Linked DNA regions of Homo sapiens: region 2 is linked to region 1. A link is a loop called in an ENCODE intact Hi-C map of the cell type or tissue named here. Cell type or tissue: gastrocnemius medialis. All regions are shown on one strand. Region 1 overlaps DDX42 (DEAD-box helicase 42). Region 2 overlaps CCDC47 (coiled-coil domain containing 47).

The links. Hi-C counts contacts between places; a loop is a spot of excess contacts. Peaks named below come from ENCODE experiments on the same cell type or tissue, not always from the same donor. Only the 100,000 strongest peaks of a DNase experiment are listed, where the experiment ranks them.
Region 2: a loop joins it to region 1, with 2.0 times the contacts of the local background. A loop is called at or near these places in 9 of 110 quality-filtered maps.

The regions. Positions count from the first base shown.
Region 1 is chr17:63,801,275-63,809,274 of GRCh38, forward strand. DDX42 (DEAD-box helicase 42) reads left to right here. Exons shown (of 18, transcript NM_203499.3): 7 at 3,797-3,901; 8 at 5,261-5,380; 9 at 6,450-6,626; 10 at 7,546-7,674. Among named protein-coding and RNA genes, the nearest start is that of PSMC5, 22 kb to the right of the region's middle. In gastrocnemius medialis, no CTCF peak of the experiment used is centred here; no DNase peak of the experiment used is centred here.
Region 2 is chr17:63,747,729-63,755,728 of GRCh38, forward strand. CCDC47 (coiled-coil domain containing 47) reads right to left here. Exons shown (of 13, transcript NM_020198.3): 9 at 6,705-6,790; 10 at 5,013-5,071; 11 at 4,592-4,701; 12 at 4,212-4,379. Among named protein-coding and RNA genes, the nearest start is that of STRADA, 9.9 kb to the left of the region's middle. In gastrocnemius medialis, no CTCF peak of the experiment used is centred here; a DNase peak (open chromatin) is centred at 4,276.

The sequences.
Region 1 (8,000 bases):
GAGCTCCTGACCTCAGGTGATCCCCCTGCCTCGGCCTCCCAAAGCGCTGGGATTACAGGCGTGAGCCACCGCACCCAGCCTTGACATCTTTCTTTCAAACTGGGAACGTTTTGGCCTGTGTTTACTGTTTTTGTTGTTGTTGCTATATTGCCCAGACTGGCCCCAAATCCCCTGGCTCAAGTGATCCTTTCACTTCAGCCTCCTGAGTAGCTGGGACTACAGGTGCACACCACTGTACCTGGCATGCCTTTATTTTTTTGTTTATTTTTTTTCCAGACGAAGTCTTGCTCTATTGCCCAGGCTGGAGTGCAGTGGCGCAATCTTGGCTTACTGCAGCCTCTGCTTCCCAGGTTCATTTTTAGTAGAGATGGGATTTTACCACGTTGGCCAGGCTGGTCTCGAACTCCTGACCCCAAGTGATCCACCCACCTTGGTCTCCCAAAGTGCTGGGATTACAGATGTGAGCCACTGCATCCGGTCACATTTGTTTTTTTAATTGCTATAAATTTTTACTGTTGGTCCTAGATCTGGGGCAGATGAGAGGCTGTTTCTTCACAGTGGAGCCAGTAATTACAGGATCCTTAAGGAATGAGGACATCGGTATACCCACTTGAAAAAATATCAGTGTTTCATCCAGGTTAAATATCAGCCGAGATCTCACATACACTAATGATTCTAGATCTGGAGCAGTGGTTCTCAGTGTGGACCAAGAACCCCTTTCAGGGAGCCTACAGAGTCCAAACACTTTTCATTATACCAAGATTGTTTTCCTTTGTTACTGCATCAACATTTACATTGTTGGTGTAAAAGCAGTGATAAGTAAAACTGCTGATGCCTTAGCATGAATCAAGCCAGTGGCACCAAACTGTTCTAGTAGGCGTATTCTCTGTTCTCAGACCATTGCAGTTAAAAAGAAAAAAAAAGGCCAGTTTCACTCAAGAATGCCCTGAACAGTAAAAATTATTAAAGTCGTGACCCTTGAGCTACATGTCTTTTTATTCTGTGTGATAAAATGGGAAGTACGCATAAAGCATTTCTGTTGCATACCAAAATATGATAGCCATTTCAAGGAAAAGCACTTATGTGTTTGAGTTGTAAGGTGAACTAGCTACTTTTTTTCATAGAACACCACTTTCACTGGACAAAATCAATGACATTTCAAGGAAAACAATTGAAAGTGTTTATTACCCATGATAGACATTCAAGCTTTCGGCCAGACGCAATGGCTCACGCCTGTAATTTCAACACTTTGGGAGGCTGAGGCGGGTAGATCGCTTGAGCTCAGGAATTTGAGATAAGCCTGGGCAACTTGGTGAAACTCCATCTAAATTTTGTTTTTTAATAACAAAATTCAGGCTGGGTATGGTGGCTCATGCCTGTAATCCCAGCACTTTGGGAGGCCGAGGCGGGTGGATCACCTGAGGTCAGCAGTTTGAGACCAGCCTGACCAACATGGAGAAACCCCATCTCTACTAAAAATACAGAATTAGCCAGGCATGGTGGTGCATGCCTGTAATCCCAGCTACTCGGGAGAGTGAGGCAGGAGAGTCACTCAAATCCAGGAGGCGGAGGTTGCAGTGAGCCGAGATCATGCCATTGCACTCCAGCCTGGGCAATAAGAACAACACTCCATCTCAAAAAAAAAAAAAAATTCAAGCTTTCAAGCAAAAATTAGAATTTGGAAAACTTACATCTACCACAGTAGGCTTGACAGCTTTTCAGTACTTAAAGACCATTGTGACAAAATTGATGGTGATATTAGTAACTGATTTTTAATATAATGAAATGTGTTAACATTTGGATGATCTGTATATAACCTCAGTGAACCAATATTTTCCAAATGATCAATGTATGACATTACAAAGTCAAGCATGAATAAAAGCTCAACTCAAAATACATGATAAATAAATGGATTATAATGTAACAGAGTGTGAAAACTTCAGTAATATGGTTTCAGATTACACAATGAAAATAACTTTTAGGAAATGACCACTTGTCAAGTTTTAGTGTAAAATAAAAAGTATCTGAAAAGGGCTGGGTGCGGTGGCTCATGCCTGTAATTCCAGCACTTTGGGAGGCCAAGGTGGGCAGATCACTTGAGGGCAGGAGTTTGAGACCAGCCTGGCCAACATGGTGAAACCCCCGTCTTTGGGATTGGTGGCAGGCATCAGTAATCCCAGTTACTCAGGAGGCTGAGGCAGGGGAATCACTTAAACCTTGGAGGAGGAGGTTGCAGTGAGCTGAGGTTGTGCCACTGCACTCCAGCCTGGGAGACAGAGCAAGACTCCATCTCAAAAAAAAAAAAAAAAAAAGGTATCTGAAAAGGCTACTAAAATACTGTCCTCTCTTTTTCAACTACGTATTTTTCCTTTGCTTTTTTTTCTTTTTTTGAGATGGAGTCCTGCTCTGTCGCCCAGGCTGGAGTGCAGTGACGCAACCTTGGCTCACTGCAACCTCCTCCTCCTCCCGGGTTCAAGAGATTCTCCTGCCTCAGCCTCCCGAGTAGCTGGGACTACAGGTGTGTGCCACTACGCCCGGCTAATTTTTGTATTTTTGGTAGAGACGGGCTTTCACCATGTTGGCCAGGCTGGTCTTGAACTCCTGACCTCAAGTGATCCATCGGCCTCAGCCTCCCAAAGTGCTGGGATTACGGGTATGAGCCACTGCTCCAGGCCTGGAGGCAAGAATTTCTTATAGGCTTAAATAAAACCAACCTATTGCAATAATTTGAATATAGTAGGAGCTATTTAAGTCGACATTAATAAAGAGATTTGTGAAAATACAATAGTGTCACTCTTCTTCCAATTTTTTTTATGTATCCAGAACTATGATTTTTTTTTTTAACTACCTATAGAATGCTTATATTTTTCTTAAAAAATAAGTTTAAGAACCAGGCATGGTGGTGCATGCTTGGAGTCCCAGCTACTGGAGAGGCTGAGGCAGGAGAATCACTTGAGCCCAGGAGTTTGAGTCTAGCCTGGGCAACATAGCAAGACCCTGTCTCTGAAAAAAAAAATAGTTTATAAAAAATAATTTAGCCAAATTGATAGGTGGTGATGTGCTTATGTTTTGTATACCTACTACACTAAGCTATGAAAAGAATAATAGAAGTGACTACTACTTTCTGGAATTGGAAATTCTTGGCCATACATTTTTTAAAAGTTATAAACAACTCCATGTTTTTAAACAGAATAGAACTCCCTCTAAAAGCAGAGCTATCTCCAAAATAAATATTAGGAGTGTTTTTAAATGCTTAGAGCTAGGTTAAACAGCTTTATTCAAAACATATTTAAATGTTATATGGTGAAATATCTTCTCTGTCCTCTGAGGTCTTTGGCATTATAGAGAGATTCCTTAGTCTGCTTCAATGTTGTTCAAATTCGAGGTTTCCTTAAGAGTCTCTTTAGGAAGTAGGTTGGTGTTAGGCTAGGCACAGTGGCTCATGCCTGTAATCCCAGCTACTTGGGAGGCTGAGGTGGCGTGAGAATTGTTTGAACCGGGGAGGTGGAGGCTGCAGTGAGCCAGGATCGCACCACTGCACTACAGCCTGGGTGACAGAGCGAAACTGTCTCAACCAATAAAAGAAGTAGGTTGGTGTTTATATTGAAAATAGGAACAGAAAACAAACTAGCTATACTTTTTAGGATCTAAGCTGAGAATAAATTAATTTTTTTGCTTTCTCTAGCTGGAATGGCTTTACTTGTGTAAAATTTGGAAAAGATTATTTTGCAATAAAATCAAACTTACAGAATTGACTCTTGAATTCTAGACTAACTTTGAATAATTGGACCTGCAGATTGACTATCCACCATTTGAAAAAAACTTTTACAATGAGCATGAAGAGATAACCAACCTCACTCCACAGCAGTTAATAGATCTCCGGCATAAGCTCAATCTTCGGGTAAGCATCATTAAGCTCAATATTCTTAATATTAATGTTAATTAGTCCAGATTTAGTATTATTGGTTATCTAAACTAATAACCTTGAATTTCTTTTCTAATGGTCTCTGAACTGTCTTTGCCAGAGTAATTATTATATCCCTTCTGTTCATGTCTCTTAATTTGATTGTTTTAGTCTTCTAGATGCTGTTTTAGGATAGGATCATTTTCTTGTTTCATATTTCAGTCAGTTTTATATGTTCTGTGCTGGATGGGCTAGTGATGAAGGGTGGGAGTCCCCATCTAAAGGAAGAGGAAACAAAAGGAATAGATGTTAACAGATGATATCTTAGAATATTTTGAAATGAAGATAAACTTGTCTGTCAAATTACATATAGTATGCTTTATTTTAAAAATTAGAATAAACTAATACCTTTTAAAAATATGCATGTACTAATTTCAGAATGGTTTAAACTGCCTACCAGAAAGTTTTGGGCTGCACATTGGCTACATTGGTTTAAGGTGCTGATAGATGGTAAATGAAACACACAGAAAAAATATGCTATGCTATCTACTCTAATATAGACAACTTTCTCGCCTGTGTGCACCTTATCAGTTGCTACACGATGTTTAAACTCCTGTTTTCCAGGAGGGGTGTGTATTTGTGTGTGTACACTTGTCTGTTTTCCAAGAGGTTACTCATCTCCCCAGTGACCCAAGAAAAATTTTAAGTAAAACCCCTGAAATCCTGATTGGAAATATCAACATCACCAGAGAAGCATTGAAAGGTTACCACTTTGGGGGACAAAATGGAGATTATAAGCCCCATTCTTCACCTAGGTGCAGTTTGAACAGGGCTTGACAGTGGCTGGACCATCACTAAGTGAGACTTTAATTCATCAAGCATAACTGAAAATGGAGGCAGTAGATTATATCTTGGTAGCCAGCATGTGTAGACTTGTCTTATTTGGAGCCCACTTGGAATTTTCATTTCAAGAGTAAGATACATTAATTTTTTTCTACCATCTGGTTAATACTTAATGCAAAATGGCAAAAGAACAGTTATGGCTTCCCAATTCATTGAACAATTTTTTTTCCGTTTTATTTGTTATGAGAAAATTAATTTTGAGTTAAGAAATTTTTAATCATTTAAAATTGTATGACAATTATCTTGGGAATATTTATCATGGAGTTTTTAATATGAGGTTTATATTTGTTACCATTTGAGGTTTTTCCTTTTCATTGTATGATTTTGGCTTACAGACTTGTATTTTTACTTCATACTCCAGCTAAAATGCTAGATCCAGGTAAGTATTGTTGAACTTCAAATGCTGTTAATGTTGAAGTACAAGTCATTCTGGGGAGTTGTCTCTATCTCTAGGTCTCTGGTGCTGCACCTCCTAGACCAGGAAGTAGCTTTGCTCATTTTGGGTTTGACGAACAACTTATGCACCAGATTCGGAAATCTGAATACACACAGCCCACTCCAATACAGTGCCAGGTAAGTAAAACATAATGAAAGAAAAATAAAGTAGGGTAGTCTTTCATGACTATATTAATTTAAAAACAAATCACAGCAGTAAAACAGTGTTTAGTGTAGAACCTTGTTGATAAGGATAGAGGTATTTATCACTCTTAAGAAGTCACTAAATGGCTGACAAATATTCTTTTGTATCTGATACGTATGTTGAAAATATGATATGAAGAAAATAATTTATTAGGCCTAAACCTAACCAAAAAGGTTCGTATATAGACAAATTTAGCACTGTCAATGACTAGAATTCCTTCGTTCGTCACTTGAAAATTCTCATTCATTACTGAAAGTTTTAGCTTCTTTTTCCCATTTATATATGGGATTTATTTATTCTTATGCAGAACATTCTCATTTTCTGTATATGAATGAGATAGTCTGTACCTTCTTAAGGGGGGAAAATTTTTAAAATTTTAGCAACCCTTCATTATAAATTGCAATTTTTCTGTTTTGTTTTTGTTTTTGTTTTTTTTGGGGACAGAGTCTCACTCTGTTGTCCAAGCTGGAGTGCAGTGGCGCGATCTTGGCTCACTGCAATCTCTGCCTCCCAGGTTCAAGCAATTCTCCTGCCTCGGCCTCCCAAGTAGGTGGGATTACAGGCGCACGCCAGCACACCTGGCTAATTTTTTGTATTTTAGTTGAGATAGGGTTTCACCGTGTTGCCCAGGCTGGTCTCGAGCTCCTGAGCTCAGGGAACCTGCCCACCTCGGCCTCCCAAAGTGCTGGGATTACAGGCGTGAGCCACTGCCCGGCCTTGATTTTTCATTTCTGTATTTTAAACAAAATGGAGTTGTTTCTGTTCTGTAAGTGGTGGCTGATATCCACGTAATGAGAATGATGTCATTTCCTATAAATCAAGAAGTTAATGAGAATGTTGGATATTGATATTTCTATTTCACAACCAGTATGCATAGCACCAGGTATGTTTTGTTCCATTGCAAATAAAAATGTTAGTAGTCATTTATCATTCCCCAGGATTTGCTTCAGTACATCTTTAGAATTGAAATTTTAGAGTGGTTATATTTTACTTTTTCTCCAGGGTGTGCCTGTGGCATTAAGTGGTAGAGACATGATTGGTATTGCCAAAACAGGTAGTGGGAAAACTGCAGCCTTCATTTGGCCCATGTTGATTCATATAATGGACCAGAAGGAGTTGGAACCAGGTGATGGACCAATTGCAGTGATTGTGTGTCCTACCAGGGAGCTTTGCCAGCAGGTATGTGCTTTCTATAGAATGCCTCCTTCCATATGTGGACTAGCAAGGGACCAGCCAGTCAAGTGAGGTAGAATGACCAGGAAACTTTTTTTTTTAATTGTGATAAGATACACACAAAATTGATTATCTTAACCATTTTTAATGTACAGTTCAGTGGCATTAAGTATATTCACAGTGTTGTGCTACCAGGAAACTTTTGGAAAGTATTATGTGTTAAATATTTTCTATATAACCAAATACATATTTTCCCCTAAAAACTACTGTTTTTATTTATTTTTATTTATTTGCTTTTTTTGAGACAGAGTCTCACTCTTTTGCCCAGGCTGGAGTGCAGTGGTGTGATCTCAGCTCACTGCAACCTCCACCTCCCAGTTTCAAGCAATTCTCCTGCCTCAGCCGAGAGGCTGGGATCACGGGCACACGCCACCACACCTGGCTAATTTTTTTATTTTTAGTAGAGACGGGGTTTCACCATGTTGGCCAGGCTGGTCTCAAACTCCTGACCTCAAGTGATCTGCTTGCCTTGGCCTCCCACAGTGCTGGGATTACAGGTGTGAGCCACTGTGCCCGGCCAGAACTACTTTTTTTAAGAGGAAAAGCCTATTGTGATATGGGGATTGTTTGTATTATAAGCTGACAGTTTTTCTGTAGGATGAGTTCATTTTATCTTGGTAGAAAAGCAGTGACAGGATCAGGAAGAGAAGGGGGTAAAATGAATAAAAGATTTTAGATAATCTGTTGAGATGCAATAATGGTATTCCATTCATTTATACCTTTATGAATAAAATCGTGGTTTTAAAGTATGTTCTAGGTTTCGATTTTTTATGACATCACATTCTGTTTTTCAGAACTTCGTTTGGGTTGTGACAGGTATTTGTTAGTGTCACAGTTTGTTAATATATTATTCACAACTTTGTAGATCCATGCAGAATGTAAGCGGTTTGGAAAAGCATATAATCTTCGATCAGTGGCCGTATATGGAGGAGGGAGTATGTGGGAGCAGGCCAAGGCCCTTCAGGAGGGGGCAGAGATTGTTGTGTGTACCCCAGTAAGTATGCCTTGTGTTTAAATGGCTTCTCAGCCTCCCTCGGTATGGAAAACATGATTAGTTTTGCAGAGAATTTCCCCTAAAGTGTGGTAAAAGCAGGGTTGAAAATATACTGATGAACGGCAGGCTGTGGTTTTAATTTTGATTGGTGGCTAAATTAGCAGTTCAGTGAGAGTCTCTGTGACATATAGGCTAGTAGCTACAAATTCCCCTCTATGTCAAATAGTTTTTCTTATACTCTCCCACAAAATGATTGCCAAGTTCATCAAGAATCAGAAAGATACATATGGTCAGAATAGCCTAGAAGAGTGTAGTTTAAACATTGA
Region 2 (8,000 bases), 54 kb before region 1:
GGATGGAGAAAATAGGGAAGAAAAGAAGAAGTGCAAAGCATATATAGTTCTTCATAGTGCAACAAATTAGGTTTCAAAGGGTGATTTGTAAATTCCTGGTTTGGGAACTATTGACTGTCTTAGGTTTTTTCTTTATTTTTTTTTGAGATAGGGTCTTGCTGTGTCACCCAGGCTGGAGTGCAGTGGCACAATCTCGGGTCATTGTAGCCTCTGCCTTCCGGGTTCAAGCCATTCTCCTGCCTTAGCCTCCCGAGTAGCTGGGATTACAGGCATGTGCCACCACACCCAGCTGATTTTTGTATTTTTAGCAGAGACGGGGTTTCACCATGTTGGCCAGGCTGGTCTCAAACTCCTGACCTCAGGCAATTCACCGACTATGGCCTCCCAACGTGCTGGGATTACAGGCGTGAGCCAATGTGCCTGGCCAGGTTTTTTTTTTTGTTTGTGTTTGTTTTTGAGACAGAATTCTTGCTCTGTTGCCTGGGATGACTCTCCTGCCTCAGCCCCCGGAGTAGGTGGGATTACAGGTGTGTGCCATCATGCCCAGCTAATTTTTGTATTCTTAGTAGAGATGGGGTTTCACCATATTGGCCAGGCTGGTGTTGAACTCCTGACCTCAAGTGATCTACCTGCCTCGGCCTCCCAAAGTGTTAGGATTATAGGCATGAGCCACCGCGCCCGGCCTATCTTAGGTTTCTTTTCAATTTTTTTTTGAGGTGGAGTTTCGCTCTTGTTCCCCAGGCTGGAGTGCAATGGCGCAATCCCGACTCACTGCAACCTCTGCCTCCCAGGTTCGATCCCAATGTCCTCTTCCCATTGTCCCAACCCCTACCTTCACCACATTCACTCTTTTCCCAGCACTATCTATCCCTATCTCCCATATTACATATTACACACATGTGTAAAACTAATGATACACAGAATACAATATCATGTATAAGAAATATTGGCCGGGCGCAGTGGCTGAGGCTGGTGGGCCACTTGAGAGGTCAGGAGTTCGAGACCAGCCTGGCTAATGTGGTGAAACCTCGCCTACACTTTGGGAGGCTGAGGTGGGTGGATTACTTGAGAGATCAGGAGTTCAAGATCAGCCTGGCCAATGTGGTGAAACCTCATCTCTACTAAAAATACAAAAATTAGCCAGGTGTGGTGGCGGGCACCTGTAATCCCAGCTACTTGGGAGGCTGAGGCACGAGAATCACTTGAACCTGGGAGGCGGAGGTTGCAGTGAGCCAAGATTGTGCCACTGCATTCCAGCCTGGGCGACAGAGTGAGTTTGTCTCAAAGAAAAAAAAAAAAAAAAGATAAATATATTTATGCTAGCACATTTAAGAGATATTTATGTTAAGTCAATACACATGAAAAATGTTCAACTTCAAATAATAATTCAAAAAATAGCTGGGCGTAGTGGCTCACGCCTGTAATCCCAGCACTTTGAGAGGCCGAGGTGGGTGGATCACCTGAGATCAGGAGTTCGAGACCAGCCTGACCAACATGGTGAAACCCCATTTCTACTAAAAAATACAAAAATTAGCCGGGCATGGAGGCAGGCACCTGTAATCCCAGCTGAGGCAGGAGAATCGCTTGAACCCAGGAGGCAGAGGTTGCAGTAAGCTGAGATCATGCCATTGCACTCTGCCTGGGCAACACAGCAAGACTATGTCTCAAACAAAACAAAACAAAACAAAACAAGTGGGATACCATTTCCCCACTACCAGAATAAGGAAAAAAAAAAAAAAAAAAGACCTGGCACGGTGGCTCACGCCTGTAATCCCAGCACTTTGGGAGGCTGAAGCAGGCGGATCACGAGGTCAAGAGATTGAAACTATCCTGAACATGGTGAAACCCCATCTCTACTAAAAATACAAAAATTAGCTGAGCATGGTGGCATGTGCCTGTAGTCCCAGCTACTAGGGAGGCTGAGGCAGAAGAATCGCTTGAACCCGGGAGGTGGAGGCTGCAGCGAGCTGAGATCGCGCCACTGCACTCCAGCCTGGTGAAAGAGCGAGACTCTGTCTCAAAAAAAAAAAAAAATTAATAACTAGTTTTTGAAAAGATGTGAGTGAAGAGGAGCTCTCTGGCTGGGCACAGTGGCTCACACCTGTATTCCCAGCATATTGGGAGGCCGAAGCGGGAGGATGGCTTGAGCCCAGGAGTTCGAAGCTGCAGCGAGCTACGATTTTGCCACTGTACTCTAGCCTGGGCAACAGAGTGAGACCCTGTCTCAAAAATAAAAATAAAAATAAATTAAAAGAAAAAAAGGAGCTTTCATATCATATACTGGTAGAGGGGGTTGGGTGGGTTGTTCTATTGAGTTCACCAGATCTTTTTACAAGGTGCCCAGACCAGATACTATAAAGTGGTAGTTCAAAAAAATTAAATGATTTACATCGACAAGAAGCTTACAATCTGACTCAGGTTAAGTTTCAGGCCCCCTCTTCCTTTAACTCATTATAGTTTCAAACCTTAGAAAGAAATGTAGAACTTCCTTTTATAGAAAAATGAAAGGCATTACCTATTAATGATTCCTCTGTAGATTCTTCACATGTACATAAAAAGCCATATTTATTTATAAAGAAGACTGCATAAACACAGAGCTACATTTTCAGGGGAAAAATACCTATCACTAAACCAAGTCAAATAAAACAAAAAAATGATAAAAGGGGTAAGATGATGATGACAGGCCTGCAGTATCCTGGGCAGTTCACTCAACAGCATTAATGACACTGCTGTCAAATGCAGGCCCGCACAGCAGCTCACATTTTCTTGGACACGTGACCCCTTTGCTCCTAAGAATATTCTTCAATTATCTCAAGATTATTCTTACTAAAATTCACATCTTTCAGAACTTTGTCCTCTCCCTTTTTTTTTTTTGAGACAGGGTCTCCCTCTGTCACCCAGGCTGGAGTGCAGTGGCTCGATCCCTGCTCACTGCAACCTCTGCCTCTCAGGTTCAAGCAATTCTCCTGCCTCAGCCTCCTGAGTAGCTGGGATTACAGGCACGCGCCACCACGCCCAGCTGATTTTTTTGTTTGTTTTTAGTAGAGACGGGGTTTCAGCATGTTGGTCAGGCTGGTCTCGAACTCCTGACCTTGTGATCCTCCCGCCTCAGCCTCCCAAAGTGCTGGGATTACAGGCGTGAGCCACCACGCCCGGCCTGTCCTCTCCCTCTTTTTTTTTTGGCTGCCCAGGCTAGAGTGCAGTGGTGTGATCATAGCTCACTGCAGCCTCAATCTCCCAGGTTCAAGTAATCCTTCCACTTCAGTCTCCCAAGTAGTTGGGACTACAGGTATGCACCACTATGCACAGCTAATTTTTTTTTTTTTTTACTAGTAGAGACAAGGTCTCATGATGTTGCCCAGGCTTGTTTTGAACTCCTGGGCTCAAGCAATCTGCTTGCCTTAGCCTCCCAAAGTGCTGGGATTACAAGCGTGAGCCACTGCACCTGGCCTTTGTTCTCTTTCTTGACCAGCATTTACAAGGTCTAAAATTTAGAGCTGAGTGGCGCACACCTGTAGTCCCAGCTACTTGGGAGGCTGAGGCAGGAGAATGGCTTGAACCCGGGAGGCGGAGACTGCACTGAGCCAATATTGCGCCATTGCACTCCAGCCTGGGTGACAGAGTGAGACTCCATCTCAAAAAAAAAAAAAAAAAAAAAAAAAAAAAAAAAAAAAAATTTAGAGCTGGACTATGGCATCTTATTTCAGAAACACATCAGATCATACCGAGCTTTCAAATATAACATACTATACCCAAAAAGCTTTTGAGTTTGAGATTCTAGTTAGGTAAAAAACAGAAAACAAAAATACAAACAAAAATATTGGAAATCTCTAATTCTATAATCAGATTTTAAATTTTACATAGCAAGTTTATTTAGATAATAGGGCGCATGTGCTGCCTTCTATTAAAATTTCTAACTTCTTTCTACCAAAGTGTTTGGCTCGAAAACTGATAATGGAATTTTCAAAATGAAATTGTGCTGGGGGAACAGGATAATACTGATAATTTTTCACGTTCACAGACTCAGTGTGGCACGGCTTGAACAGGAAGGATTATTTATTCTTCTTTATAGTGTTATCAATTGATACAATGTCCCAAATGTTGAGAAAATGCTAAACTTTTAGCCTACAAAGATTACCTTAACAACCAACAGAACACAAGCAGTCATCCTTACAAATCGTAGTTTTACCCCAGTGATAAGTTTGTCTAACCTCCAGCCTGCGCTGTTTCTCAGGATCTTCCTCATTCATGATTCGCTCCTTCTCTGCTCTTTTTTTCTCCTCCCGCCGAGACTGTGCTGCTTCCTGTCTTTGCACATGTGTCAGTTTCAAGAAGTTCTCTTCTACTCGGGCACGGTTCTTATCTGCTTTTTGTTTGCCCTTCCCCAAGAAACAAAGTATTTCATAAGAAATCCATTTCTAGTCAACAGCAACAAAATCCCGTTTAGCATTCTTTCATAAAACTACTCCCATTTGGCACTTCTAAATCAACTAGCAAAAATTCAGTCACTGAAATCATTGATAGCTGCCCTCCCCCTTGAGAAGAAACAAAAAAAGGTGCCAATTTATATAATACAGGCATTGGGTCTTACTTCTCTGTTGAGTCGGAACTTTTTGGCTTTATCAATAGAATAAATCACCATGTTCATCAGGGGTAGCAGTGCCTCCATATCCTTTGGGTAAGTGTTACCTGAGCCAGGCACTGGAAAACAAAGCCATTTTTCCTACTGAGTTAATGGTAGCATTAATATTTCCAGGTCACCCAACTCTTTTTTTTTTTTAATCTTAAGAGACTCATTTCTCTAAGTTTGTTAGGCAGTTAAAATGCAGCAGAAAATATAAATTAAAATATATAATAGGTAATTTCTTCTTGAAGAAATCTGGAAATCAGTAAGCAAGCACAGGCTTATAGTTTTGACGTAGTTTTAAAGCTATCATTTAGGAGGAAACAATACTCTCCTTAAGGTCATCTCAGAGAAGACTAAGAACCCAGAAAGGACCCAGAATACTTACCATTAAATGTAAACAACAGTGTCCTCTTAGTGTCAGGTAGCTTTAAAGGCTGACCTTCCCTGTCATAAAAGAAAAGGCAATTAAGAAGGAATACAAGAAAGATGTTTTCCATGTACACAAGTCACCCAATACACTTAGATGAACAGATACCTGCACATAATCAGCACAGTATTTGGCTTGGCATACCCAAGTCAAATATAATGAAGGAGCTTTACAGGTCATCTGGTCCACTCGTCTATCTGATGGATGCATTCTCAAGTGATCTTTATCCTATATTTGAACACCTCCAGTGATGTTCCCTCCAGGCAAGGGTATATTCCATCTCACCTGGGGAGCCAGAAATGAGCCTATATTTAAGTATGAGGCCCATATTTTAGATACATTTTTGCTTATTTTGATGCATTTTTATGTTTTATTTCCAACTCCTATTCTATCTTCCTATAACAAGGCATCTTATTATCTTATTTTTGAGTTAGGCTCAGAGTAAATTTAGGGATAATCTACTACAGCATATATAATTTAGTTCTGTCATTGAAGATTCCTTTGTAATCTCTGCCTATATGAATCCTTTGACTATCAATTGCCCTCCATCTCATATTTAAAAGGCATGATGAATGCTACAATGTGAAACACTGTCCTCAGTGCCACTGAGTTGAGCAAGACAAGGATGATGCAGCACTATCTAGAGGCATAAGGACCTGAGTAATCTTAGTATACAACTAAAATCCAGATTGGCTTGAATTGTGCTCAACTCCACAGCCTATCAGAGGGTAGTCTTTAACTAAAAATTTAGTCAGAACCAGTTTCAAACCGAGCATAAAGGTAAATAAATATGCTCTCCTGAGACAGGCTGTGAATTCAAAGAACAAATCCAAGTCCTGAATATGTACTCCTGAACAGTATTACTATAAAGCTAGAAACCCTATGGACATTGTGGGCTTCTATGCTAGGAAAGGATACAATCACTTAACTATTCAAAGAGGGAAGCCAGAAAAGGCCATAAATTACAAAACACACAGATTTGTAATCAGACATAAGTCAAACATCACACACAAATTATTATCATAAAAAAAAAGAACCTATGGACTGGGGCATGGTGGCTCACGCTTATAATTCCAGCACTTTGGGAGGCCAAGGCAGGTGGATCACGAGGTCAGGAGTTCGAGACCAGCCTGACCAACATGGTGAAACCCCATCTCTACTAAAAATACAAAAATTAGCCGAGCGTGGTGGTGCACGCCTGTAATCCCAGCTACTCAGGAGGCTGAGACAGGAGAATTGCTTGAACCCGGGAGGCGGAGGTTGCAGTGAACCAAGATTGTGCCACCGCACTCCAGCCTAGGCAACAGAGTGAGACAGCGTCTCAAACAAACAAAAAACAAAACAAAACAAAAAAACCCACTGCATTTTATTAGTACCAGCCATTCTGTAAGATTCCCAACCATCTCACTGAGTCAGTGGCACAAACATGCAGGGACACATACAAACTGGGATAGGGGAGGCTCATTTCTCTCCCATAGGTTTACAATGACCTCTTATGATGCATGCAGTCAAAGCAAAGGAAAATGTGGAGGCCTGTCACCAACTTCCTTCACACATTTGGTAAGGGATATTGCAGAAGCACCTTACAGGTGTTTCAACACAGAAAGCTAGTGAGGAAAATTAATTTCAACAATTTTATCTTATACGTACTCTTGCATAATTTTTGGACCAGAGAACTGGTCTGAAAAATGAACAGATTCAATCTTGTCAGCATAGTGTGTAAGAAAGTGAACCATCTGAAAAAAAGAAAATAATATTTTTTAAAAGCAAGGTTTAATGCATTTCCCTTTTTTTCCTAAAGATATTCACTCTTTGAGATGGTGCAACGGCTCACACCAGTAATCCCCGCACTTTGGGAGGCAGGTGGATTACTTGAGGCAAGGAGTTTGAGAATTTGAGATCAGCCTGGCCAACACAGTGAAACACCGTCTCTACTAAAAATACAAAAAAATTAGCCGGGCATGGTGGCATGTGCCTGTAACCCCAGCTATCCAAGAGGCTGAGGCACGAGAAGCGTTTGAACCCGGGAGGTGGAGGTTGCCGTGAGCAGAGACCACGCCACTGTACTCCGGTCTGGGCGACAGAGCAACACTCTGTCTCAAAAAAAAGAAAAAAAAAAAAAAAGAAATTCACCTTTCAATCCTTACTTTTATACAATGTCCTTCATTAAGACCAAAGCGTGTTCATTGCTTTTTATTTATTTTTTGTGACAAGGTGTTGCTCTCTTACCCAGGCTAGAGTGCAGTGGCACAATCATAGCTTACCATAGCCTTAATCTCCTGGGCTCAAGTGATCTTCCTGCCTCAGCCTCCTGAGTAGCTGGGACTAAAGGAACACACAACCACACCTGGCTAATTTTTTTATTGTAGAGACAGGGTCTCACTATGTTGCCCAGGCTAGTCCTGAATCCCTGGACTCAAGTGATTCTCCTGCCTCCGCCACCCAAAGTGTTGAGATTACAAGTGTGAACCACAGCGCGCGGACAAGGCTAAAGCTTTTTAAAAATTAAATTTCAATAAGATAGGGAATCTCTTTAGAATTAAAGTAGTACTCCAGGCTGGGTGCAGTGGCTCATGCCTGTAATCCAAGCGCTTTGGGAGGCCAAGGTGGGTGGATCACTTGAGGCCAGGAATTCCAGACCAGCCTGGCCAACACAGCGAAACCCCATCTCTACTAAGAAAAAAAAAAAAAAAAAAAAAGTAGTACTCCTTTTTAGTCATACCAATGATTAAGATTCTTTTCGAGCAGCTAAAAATATTTCTCAAAATAATGGTCGAAACAAGAATGAAAGCATAAAGATAACACCTAAAATAATTTCAGGGGATCCTTTATAAACATGTCACCTTGAACTTACATTTATAACCATCTCTGAGTTATCCTGTATTCTTATGATACTAAGATCTGTTACCATTACACAACCAATAGAAAGAAATGGCTCTCTCAGCC